Regions from separate parts of the Homo sapiens genome. Here region 1 is linked to region 2. A link is a contact called in ENCODE Hi-C or POLR2A ChIA-PET data. All regions are on one chromosome and are shown on one strand. The core of a region is the stretch at or near the end of the contact, and the rest is flanking DNA. Distances in the headings are between cores, read along the strand shown. Region 1 has its middle 31 kb from the start of LINC02971. Region 2 holds the start of IRF2BP2 (interferon regulatory factor 2 binding protein 2).

Region 1 (7,203 bases), core at 1,235-3,734, 320 kb before region 2:
TTGGGTTTTTTTCAACATAGGAATTTTGGTTGGGCTGTGGGGAGCATAAACATTCAGTCCATAACCGAAAGGAAGTCAGCACAGATGAAATGTAACTCTGCTCTTTCACTTAATTCTCACAGCAAACTGGCAAGGGAGGCAACGTGACTCTTCCTATTTTATGAGGAAAAAAACGGGCTCAAGAGGTGAAGGAATGCTTTCTGGGTTAGAGAGTTAACCAAAGTAGAGTTAGGGGCCCAATCTAGGGTGTAGATGCCAGGCCCGCCTGTCCCTGCAGGGAGCAGGCAGTGACCTCCTCTGACGGGGCCAAGTCCCCTTTTCTCCTTGGTCTGAGGAAGGTGGACGATGAAGAAACAATATCACACGCTCTTCACCCTTCTAGACTCAAGCCAATTTCCACCTCTTCCATGAAGCCATCCCTGATCCCCCAGCTCTGAATCATTGCTCAGCCCTCCACGCTGCCATACATTCTAGCAGCCCCTTTTATCCTGCTTCCCCTACCAAAGAGTGAAGGACCCAACTGCCCCTTCTTCAGCAGTCTCTGTAAACCTTAGGCCCTGGGACGCTGCCCTGCTCTTATTAGGAGTGGAGCAGTGTATTAACAAGGGGATTATGTGCTGGCTGCTGGACTCTGGTGAGCAGAGAATAGAGCTGAGGCTGCCAGGTGTGTGCACACCTGTGCCACGGGCCTGCCCCGGCAGCTGATTTACAGTGTCGGTGAGGAGATGCATCCCCATGAAGGGAAAATCCATCAGATGGTAAATACTGTTTTGAGATATTAGCTCTCCCAAGCTAATTAGTTCCTTCCAAGCCCACCTGGGGTTTCTGAGACTTCTGGTTGCCTCCCCTGCTGGCGTTTTCACTGGGGGAGGGGCACGGTTTGGAGGGGGAGAGCTGGGGGAAACATTTCCAGTTTCGTCCCAAGTGTCTAAGCTATATTCTCTGTGGATTCCCTTCTTCTTGCCTATTGGTAATCCATCATTTCCTTTCCGGTAGATAAATAGCTATTCTCTGACATCAACCCACATTTTTCTGTTCACTTCTGCTCCTCATAGTCATGGCATAAACCTGCACTCCCAAGCTCTAACTTGGTTCTTGATGTGTGAAGGCATCCTTCAGAATTCTAAGAGAAATCTCTTTCTCAGTGCAGCCTGCCTTTTGCAAATCAAAAGTGCTTTGGTTTTCAGACTATTTATTGTTTCCGCTAGAGATAGACAAAGCCTACTTGAAAGCTGGGAAATGAAGAACCTGAAGTTGGTGTGCACAGTGGGTAGGAAGTGATCCTGCCACCTTGGGGGCTGGGCTCAGGCGGGTTTGTCACCAGCAGTCCTAGGGCCACCATTCATCTCAGGCTTCATAAATGTGTTCATAAATGTGAACAGACTTGGTAAATGCGACAATCTCTGAGCAGTAGTGTTCTGAGGAAGGGGAACGTTTTTCTGAATTTGCGAACAAGCCGGTGGGGGTCTTTGACAATGGGTACAAGGAAGTAGAGGAGACAGCAACCTTTTAATGCCTATTGACATCCCACTATAATGAAGCAACATGGGGACACAAAGGCAGGGAGAAGGATGGGGTTGCAGTTGTTGCAGAGTCAGGCAAGGTTGCCACAGGGAGGGAGGGACTGGAATTGGGCTTCGATGAGGCGTTGAATGGGCAGATCAGAGGGAGAGGCATTTTAAATAAGGTGATGGTGGGGACACAGGTATGAGGGACGGACATTCATGGAGTGGCAGGGGACAGCCTGATGGTGTTGAGGGTTGGTGTTAGAGAATAAGAGAAGAGTGAGTTGGTAGATTTGGGTCCTTGAAGGTCAGACTGAGAGGTGGTTCAGTGAGCAGTGAAGGACCCCGGAGGAGGACAGCAGCCTTCCAGAGGGAGGCGGAGGGCAGAGTAGAGGTGAGGTGGAGGGCAGAGTACAGGTGAGGTGACAGAGACCCGGACGGAGGCTGGAGAGGAGGCCCTTCTGGGCTGAGGCCAGGCTGGGTGGAGGGCAGTGGGTGTGAGAAGGAGGAGGTCAGAATGAGGAGACATTCAGAAGGGGAATCAACCGGACTCTGGGGCTCCTTGGAGACAATGAGTCTTCACATCTGTGTGGCTGGAAGCTGATCAGACTTCACCAGGAAGGGGGGCCGTGGAGGAGACCCTGTTGGGGATGCATCGGTGGGACTTTAAGGGTGCAGTGTCCAGTAGGCAGCTGGCTTCGGGAACCTGGAGACTGCAGCAGAGTCAGTGCTGTGTGCCCGCCCAGGGGCTGTTTGTGCAGGGCGACCCGGGCCCGAGGTGAGGCCTCAGGGGACAGAGGCACCTGGAGAGAAGTGTGGAGCAGGTGTGACCTGGGAAAGCCCGTGGCGGGGGCCACTCCACGCAAGAGCAAAAGAGCTTTGGAAAGGAAGCATTGCAGTGGTCATATGTGCCGCTCTGCACTTGTTCAATGGGCTGGTGATTCCTCATTGTTCTGTGATGTTGGTTTCAGTTTTGTAATGAGTTTTCATGAAAATAACGAGCACAATGAAAGCCCACATCCCTCTCAAAGTAGCGGAATGGAAAATAGAACTCTGAAGAACCAGCTCTCTTGACGTTCTGAGGCCCAGACATTTCTCTCAGGGTTGTAGAACAACCTTGAACCTGCGTGTCTCCCTGACCCCACCGGACACCTGCCCCGGACCTTCCTAACGTCTAGGGGGTGACGCACCTGAGTGGAGATTCTCCATGCAGCACCAGGGATTTCTGCCATCGTGGACTTTTTAACAGGTGTTCTCAGGATGAGGACTTTTGGGGTGCACCCCCCACCGGCAGCAGTTGCGTTTCTGGGCTTGAGATTCAAGGCATGACTGAGCAGGTGGGGGATGATGCTATGCATTTTTTGGCATGAGGTCTCTTTCAAGTAAATGAAGAGGCCATTTCAGAAACACTGCAGAGAGAGAAATGTGAGCACACATTTTCTGCTCTGGCCACCATGATTCTTTTGCATCTCGTCACCATTTCCCTGCACTTATGCCACCCCCTTCCCCAAGCTCCAGGGCCCACTAACTGTGAGAACAACGAAAAGCATTAGCTATGGACTCAGCATGCTTCCTCCCCGAGAGCTCCCGACAGCCAGCAGAAATCAATAAATTAGGATAAAGAAAATGACATTTAGCTTTGTCTGGGCTCTCCTGTCTGTATGATTTTGCAGGCTTGGTGTGGAATGAAAATTCTGTTTCCTCTGCTCCCCTCCCCTAAACCTACAGACTGGTCTTCCTGCTTCCCTATGAGTGCCTGCTTCAACCCAGACAGTTCTGACACTTTGACTTACTGATCAACTTTTTTTTTTTTTCTTAAACCACAGTTTAAAAAAAGTCAAACACACACAGTCACGGGAAACAAAAACACACAAAACAACAAACCCTGTTTAAGAGCTGAGTAAGCACTAAGGCATGCATTCCCTCCAAGAGCAAGGGCCAGGATGAGAATTCTCGGTTCAGCTGACTAACGCAGCTCACATTTTAATAGTCTGCAGCTCTTTCTAAGCTGTTAACACTTTACTGTCTTAGAGGATGTTTGGGCTGAATACCTCCCATAGTTCTTCCACTGAGACATACCTTCTCCATGGTAGAGAAAAGCAAACAGGAGTGTTGTAGAGAAAGATGAGTCAGGGGCCAAGTGGGTTGGTGCCAAGACAAAGCAGGAACAAACCAGTGTTCTGGTGCCTTCCGAAAGGTATGTGTTTAGCTCCCACTGATAAGTGAGAACATGATATATTTGGTTTTCTGTTCCTGCATTAATTCGCTTAGGTTAATGGCCTCCAGCCACATCCATGTTGCTGCAAAAGACCTGATTTCATTCTTTTTTATGGCTGTGTAGTATTCCACGGTGTATATGAACCACATCTTTATCCAATTCACCATTGATGGGAAACTGGGTTGATTCTGTGTTTTTGCTATCATGAATAAAGATGGGAACAATAGTCACCGGGGACTACTAGACCAGGGACAGGGGAGGAGGGGCAAGGGCTGAAAAACTACCTGTTGGGTGCTATGCCCATTACCTGGGTGCCAATCGTACCCCAAAGCTCAGAATCATGCTATATACCTTGTAACAAACCTGCACAGGTACTCCCTGACTCTAAAATAAAAGTTGAAAAAGAAAAGGAAAAAAGGAAATGTATGTATGTGTCTTCTACACTTGACTGGTCAGCCAGGGCTGTCCTGTCCAAGCCTCTGTTCTCATCTCTCTCTTCACCCTGACGGCCACGACACGTCCAGAGCTGAAGAACAAAGTGTGCTTGAGGTCGTCTTGAGCGCAGGTTCCAAGATGATTGTTAACACACACAAAGCCTTCCGGACCCCAGCAGAAGGGTGACATTTTCTTCTGGTAGAGTTTGTAATTTAAGATAAGGCAATAGAGCCCGAAGCTGGCAGTGTGGTGTGCACGCCAGCCACATAGCAGCCTCACTTCTCGAGAGGAATCACAGTTTCTGTTTCTAGGTCTCTGGATTTGTACAGCCCAGGCCAGACACTGTGAGGATGCTGGATGGAAGTCTCTGTATAAGGGGCCGGTCCCGGAAATGAGTCCGTCATGTCTGTAGAGAGGTCACCAACAGCTGCCGGATATTGTGCTGCCTCTTCTGGTGGCACACATTTGCTTGGAGGAAAATGCACACTTATTTTAATATTAGATAAAGAGGAGGAGTTCTTCTCCACCAGTGAGCCCGACTCCAGAGAGTTTCTGGAGCCTTGAGGATGCATTTGTTGAGCACTTAGCAAGGGGCTGTGTGCTGTTGGCAGTGGACAAGGCCAAGGGCCTTGAGGCCTCTACTACCTAGGGCAAGGCCAGCAGATGTCTTCTGCAAAGAGCCTGATAGTAAATGGCATGGCTGTGTTCTAATAAAACTTTATTTACAAAAACAGCTGCTGGCCAGATTTGGCCCATTTGTTTGCTGCCCAGATTTTTCCTCTGAGCTTCTCAATGGTAAAAACAAATTCTCACCCGTTTTTTGTCTTCCTAGTGCCTAGCACGAGGCCTGACCCATGGAGGGCCTTCGGTGGCATGTGCCGAGTAATACTCCGTAAATGTCTTCCAAGGAAAATGCTGTGGCTCTCTAAGTAGATTTACAATTTGCAACTTGAGCTGCACTTGGAGTTATGATGCTAAGTTGTTGAAAGGACCGTAGCATCGTGTGTGTGTATGTGCACACACAATGTGCACACGCATCTTAACTCCCCAGGTATGTGGGCAGTGTACAACCCAATTCTGTTGGTCTTTTGACTCTTTCCTTTCCTTCTCCTTCTCTGTTCTTCTCTTTTCTCCTCCTCTCCCTTCTCTTGCCTCTTTCCCTAAATATTCATTATGTACTCTCTGTGTACCAGGTACTATGCTAGACACGAGGGATGTGAGGAAGAGAATCAAGACCTAATGTCTGCCTGCAAGGAGCTTATAGTCCAGTAGCTGAGCTGGCAAGGAGAAAAAAATTCTTGCCCAGGGAGCAGTGTGCACCAAGGGTGCGTTGCACTATGCTGGGGAAATGTGTTCATGGGGGTGGTGCATGGAAGCATGAGAGACAGAAGATATTTGCTGGTGGGGAGGGCGGGCAGAGACACTTTGTGCAAGACGATGCAGTGTGTTTGGGAAAGGTCAGGCATTGGTGTAGCTGGGGATGAGGAATGAGATGGGCCTGGGCCAGCAGGAGGCAGGATGAGGGGGAGGCCCGCCAGGGAGAGCCACTGAGGGGTTTCAGCTGGAAAATAAGGTGATCAGAGCTTCCTGTCTTAGACGGATGCCCTGGTGGTTTGCTGAGGATGGACAGAGAAAGGCAAGCCTGCAGGGTGGGTTGAAGAGCACTGCAAGGCCAGATGGAGGTGCTGAGGTCAGGAAACGGTGCTGTCACCGTGGGGATATGGAGGAGTGGGTGGGAGCAAAGACCTTACTAAGGTTGAATCTAGAGGACTTGGAATCTACATAACTGGTAGTAGACATTTTGAAGCAAAAAAGTAGGTAAGTTGAATACGTGCAGGGAGTCAGGGAGAGAAGAAAGATAAGAACAATACATTTGGGAAAGAAGTAGGGGGAGGATGAGGAGTTGAGTTGGGGAATGTTGAGTTTGAAAATCTATTGTCCAGTAGGATGTTGGGCATTTGGATTTGGTGCTCACAGGGGAAATTTGTGCAGAAGATATTGGCCGTCAAAAGCAGCAGGTGGTTGGAGTTGCAGGATGGAGGCACCCTCTCAGGGAAAAGGTGGGGGGGTTGGCGAGAGAAAACTCTGGGCAGCACCGTCACTTCCAACAGCCATGGGCCATGATGGGAAAGTTCCTACTGGAGGGAAAGCATGGGCAGCATCATCACCTCCAACAACCACGGGCCATGATGGGAAAGTTCCTACTGGAGGGAAAGCGTGGGCAGCATCATCACCTCCAACAACACGGGCCATGATGGGAAGGCTCCTACTGGAGGGAAAGCATGGGCAGCAACACACCTCCAACAGCATGGGCATGATGGGAAAGTCCCCACTGGAAGGAAAGCGCAGGCAGCACCATGGAAGGAGAGCAAGGGCCCTTTTTTGAGGTTGTCTGCATGTTGCTGGCACAGAAATTAATCGCCCTGGCTGAGGAGAGCCTCCAGTGGGAGGCGAGCCCTTGGATTGGGAAACCCATGGACAGAAGGAAAACAGAAGACCTTGACCATAGATTCCAGGTGTTTCTTCCTTCCAGTAATGATTCCTGGTCTGGGTTAGCAGTGGGCCTCTGTACATGCCTCTTTCTCCCTTAAGCAATAAAGGAATAGGGCTGTCGTTTTCCCAATGTTGAACCAAAGTGTGTGTTTTGGGTCATCAGCCCTGTAGGGAAGGAGAAGCCCCTGAGTGCCTTGCCCTGCCTTGGGGAGGGTGCAGCTCTGGACACACAGGGGTGTCCACTTTAGTTCTGCTTTTTCAAACTAAGGAGTGAACTTAACAGCCTTTGATAATTGTCTCAGCTTTTAAGCCATAGATTAAGTTTGAAAGCCATTCTGCAAATACATGGTCCTGGGTGATTTTCTGTTTATAGGACCAAGGCAGTAACGTGTGTCTACTGTTTTGATAAATCTTTCTTATGAAAGTCTGTGTAATTGGTTATAGACATTTTGAAGCAAAAAAAGTTGGTAAGTCCTCATTAAAGGAGGAGAAAACTAAACTAAATAGACAATACAACGCTGAGGGAAAGGAACTGGACCAGACAATTTTGGA
Region 2 (6,764 bases), core at 4,265-6,764:
GGATTGGACTCCTACAATTGGAATTAAATTATTTCATGAGTTTTTCCTCTTTTTAAGAAAATAGATCACAAAGAGTTGGAGGTGCAGTATTCCAACCTGGTAAGTGCCAAAACCATTTCATCACCCAACTGACTCCCACAATTGAATCTTTTATCCTAACACCAACATCAGTTTTTATCCAAGGTTCATAAAGACTAGCATAAAAATGGTGTGCCATTTAAAGAGTCCCACACTCGACATGGTGTTATAGCAACTGTGCCCTACCTCTGTCAGCTCCTTTTGTCTGTGGTGAATGTTTACTTCTCTTTGGATTGATTGTTCTATGAACTATATTAAAATTTTCCTTTTTCCTATAAATATAGGTATAGATAGCAAATCTTAACACCTTTCCTGTTAACACTCAGATGTTAACACTCCTTTGCTGGGCTCTATGCTGTGCTTACATGATTTTTAACAATGCAAAATGCAAATAGAATATTCTCGACTACATCCTCAGGCAACAGGACTCACACCTAGATATCAGTTCTGACACTTTTTTTTTTTTTTTTGAGATGGAGTCTTGCTCTGTCGCCGAGGCTGGAGTGCAGTGACACAATCTTGGCTCACTGCAACCTCCGCCTCCCGGGTTCAAGCAATTCTCCTGCCTCAGCCTCCTAAGTAGCTGGGATTACAGACACATGCCACCACGTCCGGCTAATTTTTGTATTTTTAGTAGAGATGGGGTTTCACCATGCTGGCCAGGCTGGTCTCGAACTCCTGACCTCCTGATCCACCCACTGTGGCCTCCCAAAGTGCTGGGATTACAGGCGTGAGCCACCGCGTCTGGCCTCTGACACTCACTTTTCATGTTACTTTAGGTAAGTCAGGTTTTTAGTTTCTGAAAAGGATGACAAGAGAATAGAATTTATCCTTGAAATATCTTTTTAAAATGTTCATGTGAAAGATACAGCAAATACCATGCCATCGTACTGTTCTTTAACGTTTTAGAATTATTACATTATTTGACTTTTTCAGTTCTTATGCTATGGAATGTGTATGTAGGAAATGTACATTTTTTAATAGAAAAGCTAAGAAGGGAAAATTTACCATTTTTATATTTTCAAACATTATCTGTGAAGTTAATTCATTATTTTGTCAACATCTTCCTACTGATATCTTTCAAAGGGCTTCAGTGAGTGTTTTAAATATTCTAAGTTAAACCCACATCCAGATATTCCAGAAAAGTGCATTTCATCCTGCTTTTTCCAAAAAGTCAATAGGAGGTTTACTGGCATCAAATGGCTGTTGAATCCCTTCCAGTTCTACAAATTTCCTTGCAGACTGAGCAAGTGTGTGACCTCAATCTCTCCTTTGTCTATTTTGTCTGTTTCTCACTTAGCTCTTTAAATTCTGACACAGTGAGTATTTAACCTTCATCAAGATCCCAAATTTTGCTCTAAATAGGGACCTATACATACGTTGACATATAGGCTGCCGACTAACAGCTTCTGTGTACAATATGTGGATGATTAAGAGCTCCTGTGATTTTATCTGGCTTGATTCTTAGACCCTCCACAGAGAGTTTATCTCCTCCACATGCAAAAGTCTCTTTAATATCTGTATGCTCTGTGCACAGGGGAGGTAGGCTATAGAGAGAGGTCAAACAGAGGGAAAGTATTTCTAAAAAAGAATATTTGCAATTTGAAAAACAGTAAGATTGTCTCATAAAATGCTGTTACTAAGAAGGAAGACTCTCATATCAATTACAGAAGGTTCATTTATGTCATGGTGCTCCATAGTATGTGTAGATATATTCATATAAACAAATGTGTTCAAATATATATAACTTATTTAAAAAATTGGAAAAGCCCTGAATATCACGTGTGCTCTTCAAACCTTACGACACTTTTGCCAAAGCTGAAGAAACCCGCAATGATGTCCACAGAAATCCAGATGAAATGTGGCTGCATTTTTTCTCTTCTTCAAATACGCCAAGATCAGAGTTTAAGAAGCTTTAGCATGGTTGCAACATCATGCTATTTAAGGAAACTGCACTCTAAAGAATGAAGGCTGTGATTCCACCTCTGGATAGAGGGTGAAAGCCACGAACTCAGCAGTTCCTAGGAATACCATCTATCTCCTGGACAGCACCCACAAGCTGCTGGGGGAATGGGGTTGCACCCCTCTTGCAGCTGCATAACCTGGGGGCAAAGTTCCAATAAGGTACTCTTGTAGGAACCGTTTCTTTACACTGCTCTATAGACTGTCAGTTCAGGGCTTCCGTGTGTTAATAGCTGCTTGACTGGAGTAAGCTCTGGAAACCAGATTCAGATTTTAGATGTTTAACGTTCACGCAGTAGAAGCCCGTTTCAATCTCAGTGTCGGAAGGTCACATTAGTTCTACCCATTGAGCTATCGCTTACAACTGCTCTCTTAGGTTTGCCTTCCAAGCCACTTCCTTATTCCTGCTTTTCTGATAGTGTCATACTGAATGGCTTTCCTTTTACTCCTACACTGTGATTTTTATTTAAAAAAAAAAACAACTCTCAGAAATTAGAGCTGGAAAGGACTGTTGGTTTGTCTAGTCTCAGCAGGAGTGTTCTCCATAGAATATTTCCTTTAGTCCTTAAGACAAATTGCAACATTTTAGTGTTCTGGTGAAAAGCCAGCCTCATCCCGCTGCGTCGCCGACACTTGGCCCAGCATCTGCCTGCCTGTCCGTATATGAATGTGCAGGAGCACACTGCAGCCAACCCGGTAACCTTGACTCTGGGTGGCAAAGATGATCATAATTCTCTTTTGAGAGGACCTGGTGCCTCAAGCAAGAGGGCAGAGTCTACGTGACTAAAACATACCAACTTCCTCTTTCATAAGTCATCACATGATGAACTACAATTACAATTCCTGCCTTGTCTCTGCGAATTGCAGACGCATTGCCTCACCCTAGAAACCCTGCTCCTGTGTGTGGAGGAGGCGGCTGTAACTGCTGCAGCAGCCGCTTTGGATGGGATCCAACTCCAGTCTGTGCCGGGAGGGAGCGGTGGGTGGAAGACAAAAACAAAGCTATGTTTACTTAGCATACATCGATAAAGCTGCTTCAGAGCTACATGAAAGGCCAGGCTGCATGAAAGACTTCTGATACAATATAAGGAATTGCTGCCCTGAATCCAGCCTTAACCCCCTTGATTCCGGATCGAGCCCAGAACTAAAATAGCCCTTCCATTTTCCATCGGGCATTTCATTAGGGAAGTTACAACAACTCAGTTTCGACATGAAACTGGCAGTGTAAAATAAGAAGGAAATGCTCTTCCTTTGGAGAAGAAAAGCTCCGTTTTGCAAAGATCTTAGTATCGTGGCAGAATTTCTATCTCTAATTCTATTTTAGGATGGAGTGGCAGGCTCTCCCCTTGAGGCCATTACAGTACCAGCTTGCAGAGAAATGAGTATAATTAGGCCACAACTCTAATGGTGAGTTGTGTTTTCTTTTAGTATGTTTCAGTCAATGCTTAGTGGGGCCGTCTCTTGGGGGCGATGAGTTGGTTCATTTCTCTGCAGCACAAGGACTGGACTTCATCCCCTTTGGGCAGTGACGCAGTGGGTGAAGGCATGTACTGGAATGAGTGTCACAGGGTCTCTGAGGAGGGTGACCAAAGGGACAGGTCTTGAAAGCGGTGTGCAACAGCAGGGCCTGGGAGTGACCAAACCCGCTGGCACCAGCTACTCCCGGGAAGGATCTGGACAGGCCCCATTCTCCCAGCTTGGAGAGGGTGAGGCAGGATTGCAATTGCAGGGCAAGATCCAGGAACAGATGCAGAGACCTTTAAAACAGGCGCACCTTCTATGGAAATCCCCAAAAGACATTCAAGGTTAGCCTGTAAAAACATTTAGGTCTGACATTACGTTTTCTGTGCCATTTTCGAACAGGTTTTTTCATGTGTTTTAAGCAGCTCCCTCCACTGTTTCTCTAAGGGTGTTTTTCCTCTTCCTTGTGGTTAATCCTTTGAAGCAACCTGGTATTTTCAATAGCAACGACTAGAGAGAAACGTCAGCATGATTTTTTTTTTCTCTCCACCTACCAATCCAGTTGTAGGAAAGATAATATAATTAGTACCCTGTTCTTCCCACACTTAACCAGCTCATTCCAGTCTCAAGGGAGAGTTGTGGGCCTGTGTTCCCAACAAAAGCAGCTCCAGAGGCCGCCCTTAAAGAGCTTAAGTGTAAAAGTCCCAATTGAAGAGCGACTAAGCCTACGTGTATTAGGGAGACTAACGACCAGCCCAAAGTGATTTACCATAACACACACTAGCTCCTCCTCCCGATAAAAGTGCGAAACTCAAACATTCAATTCAGTCTGGGCTGAGTCTGAGGCTGCCAACGGTGGCAGACCTGCAGGCCGGGCTCATCCCGGCCTGGGTGGCATATAGGGCAAAAGTCCGCCTCCGTCGGCGGCCCGCCCTGCGGGACGGCGGGCCAGCCAGCCAGCCGGTCGCCCCCACGGCCCTCGGGAACCTCGCGGAGGCGAGCAGGACCCCCCCCCCCCCCACTCGCGCCCTCGCCTCCCGCCACCTCGAGTCCAAGTTCGGGCCCGGGGGCGGCGCCTCGACGCCCAGACTCGCCGAAGGGGGTGGAGCCTGCGCTGTGACGCGGCCGCGCTGGCCGTAGACCCCGGATCCCTGGAATGTGCATTCGTTCCACGAGGCCCTAGTGCCAGCGGCGCCGAGGCACGTCTGCGCGGAGCGTGCGCACTCGCGGCGGCGGCCGCCCACGGCCCCGCGCCCACGTCACGCGCCCGCCGCGCATACCTACATAAGGCAGCCGGGGCGACTGGCGCGGCGAGGCCCCCGATGAACAGGGCGGGCTGGACGGGGCTAAGAGCGGCACTTGGTGTTCGGGAGAGGCTAGTCCGAACCGCGCTCCCTCCCCTCCAGAGGGCTCCGTGGAAAACGCGCGAGCCAGCTGGCGGCGTGTGCACGTGGTGCTGGGCTTGGGAATATTCACAGTCTCCCTAGTTAGTAAAAGGGACAGGCGGGGCGTATGTCCTTTCCAAGACAAATGCAAAGCACCAGTGACGGATTTCATGCTATGTGTCCGACATTGAGCTTTCAAGTATAACTCCTAAAAAACCAGAACTGTGAACCACGCTAGACCTAAATTCCCCATTCTCAGGAGACTGACGGAAACCAAGTGACAAAGTGTCCTTGCATAAAAGAAAAAAAATGATTTTTAGCACGATTTGGCCCAGAGGCACACCAGAGGAAAACATCCTGAGGGTGGTCGGGACAGCCGGGTGGGGCGCGAAGTGAGGGAAAGTGGAGGAAAAGCACTCGATCACTTTGCGCGGTGTTCCGAAGGGAACACCGGCGCTGCGCTGCTGCGCTGCCCCGCGGGCGGGCGGGCGCCGCGTAGCCGGCTCTCCCGGCAGCGCTCCTTCGGCGCGCGGGGGGAGGGGGAGCGCGCGCGCGGGAGGGCGGGCACGCGCACGAGGGGAGGGGGCCCGCGCAGGCGCCGTGCGAGACTGTCGAAGAATCAAGTCTGTAGAAGTGGAGCGGTCGCGGCGGCAGCAGCAGCAGCGACGGTGGCGGCGGCGGAGCTGAGGCGGGCTGGCCGCTGACGCTGGCGCTGGAGAGCGGCGACGCCAGGAGCTGTGAGAGAGCGGCGGAGCGACCCGGGGCCCGCGCCGCGCCCGAGCTCCACGCCGCCCGGCCGCCGCCACCCCGGCGCGGCATGCCCCGCCGCTCGGGCTGAGCCTGCCCCGGCGGCCGCCCCCCGCCCCCTGCCCCCCCGGCCTCCCCGCCCCCCGCCCCGCACTCCGTGCCGGCCGCCGCCGCGACCTGCTGCGCTCCCCCGCGCCCGCGCGGCCCGTCTTCGCCCCGGTCTGGAGGCCCGCCGCGGCTCCGGCCGAGCCCCCACCGCCGCGCCCGCCGCCCCGCCGCGCCGCGCCGCCCGCCCGTGCCCGGGCCGGCCGGGGGGAACTGCTGCCGCGGCTGCAGCCCCTCACCTCGCGCCCGCCGCCCCTCGTGCACCGGGGGCGCTGCGCGGGCGCCGAGCCTTCGCGGGCTTTGCCGCCGCCGCCGCCGCCTTTGCGGCCGCCGCCGCCGCTGGTGGGGGAGACGCGGGGTTGGGGGGGGAGGAGGGCGCGCGTGGTGCCGGTGGGGGGCGGCGGCGGCGCCCCCTCCTCCTCCTCCGCCTCCTCCTCCGGCGTCGCGGGCTCCTCGGACATGGCCGCGGCGGTGGCGGTGGCGGCCGCGTCCCGGCGGCAGTCGTGCTACCTGTGTGACCTGCCCCGCATGCCCTGGGCCATGATCTGGGACTTCACCGAACCCGTCTGCCGCGGCTGCGTCAACTACGAGGGCGCCGACCGCGTCGAGTTCGTCATCGAGACGGCGCGGCAGCTCAAGCGGGCGCACGGCTGCTTCCCGGAGGGTCGCTCCCCACCCGGCGCCGCGGCCTCGGCCGCCGCCAAGCCGCCGCCGCTCTCCGCCAAGGACATCCTTTTGCAGCAGCAGCAGCAGCTTGGCCACGGCGGCCCCGAGGCGGCCCCGCGCGCGCCGCAGGCCTTGGAGCGCTACCCGTTGGCGGCCGCGGCCGAGAGGCCCCCGCGCCTCGGCTCTGACTTCGGCAGCAGCCGCCCGGCAGCGAGCCTGGCCCAGCCGCCGACGCCGCAGCCGCCGCCCGTGAACGGCATCCTGGTGCCCAACGGCTTCTCCAAGCTAGAGGAGCCGCCCGAGCTGAATCGCCAGAGCCCGAACCCGCGGCGCGGCCACGCGGTGCCGCCCACCCTGGTG

What was found. A loop is a pair of places that touch in the nucleus more often than their neighbours do. ChIA-PET counts read pairs that join two places held with the same protein, here RNA polymerase II (POLR2A). Pooled maps may share reads with other maps.
Region 1: a map of PC-3 shows a loop between it and region 2 (17-fold over the local background). The contact joins the enhancer-like site here to the promoter of IRF2BP2 in region 2. A Hi-C loop is called at or near these places in 33 of 168 maps with a recorded cell type or tissue (CD4-positive, alpha-beta T cell, CD4-positive, alpha-beta memory T cell, GM12878 and 20 more), 33 of 37 single-sample maps with no recorded cell type and 33 of 50 pooled maps. POLR2A ChIA-PET finds 5 or more read pairs at or near these places in 28 of 52 experiments (A549, AG04449, AG04450 and 22 more).

What each region holds. Positions count from the first base shown.
Region 1 is chr1:234,922,277-234,929,479 of GRCh38, reverse strand. No RefSeq gene overlaps it. Among named protein-coding and RNA genes, the nearest start is that of LINC02971, 31 kb to the left of the region's middle. RefSeq lists enhancers at 1,891-1,980, 2,741-2,820. Within about 2 kb of position 2,484, at least 25 of the 41 ENCODE cell types and tissues checked have a DNase peak (open chromatin) inside an H3K27ac peak, as active enhancers do; they include B cell, CD4-positive, alpha-beta T cell, GM12878 and 12 more, where a contact is called at or near this core.
Region 2 is chr1:234,608,928-234,615,691 of GRCh38, reverse strand. It overlaps IRF2BP2 (interferon regulatory factor 2 binding protein 2), which reads left to right and starts at 5,514. Exons shown (of 2, transcript NM_182972.3): 1 at 5,514-6,764. The coding sequence starts at 6,198. RefSeq lists enhancers at 2,600-2,649, 2,930-2,989, 5,140-5,239, 5,342-6,039 and silencers at 4,290-4,889, 5,370-5,559, 5,620-5,719, 6,100-6,179, 6,420-6,699.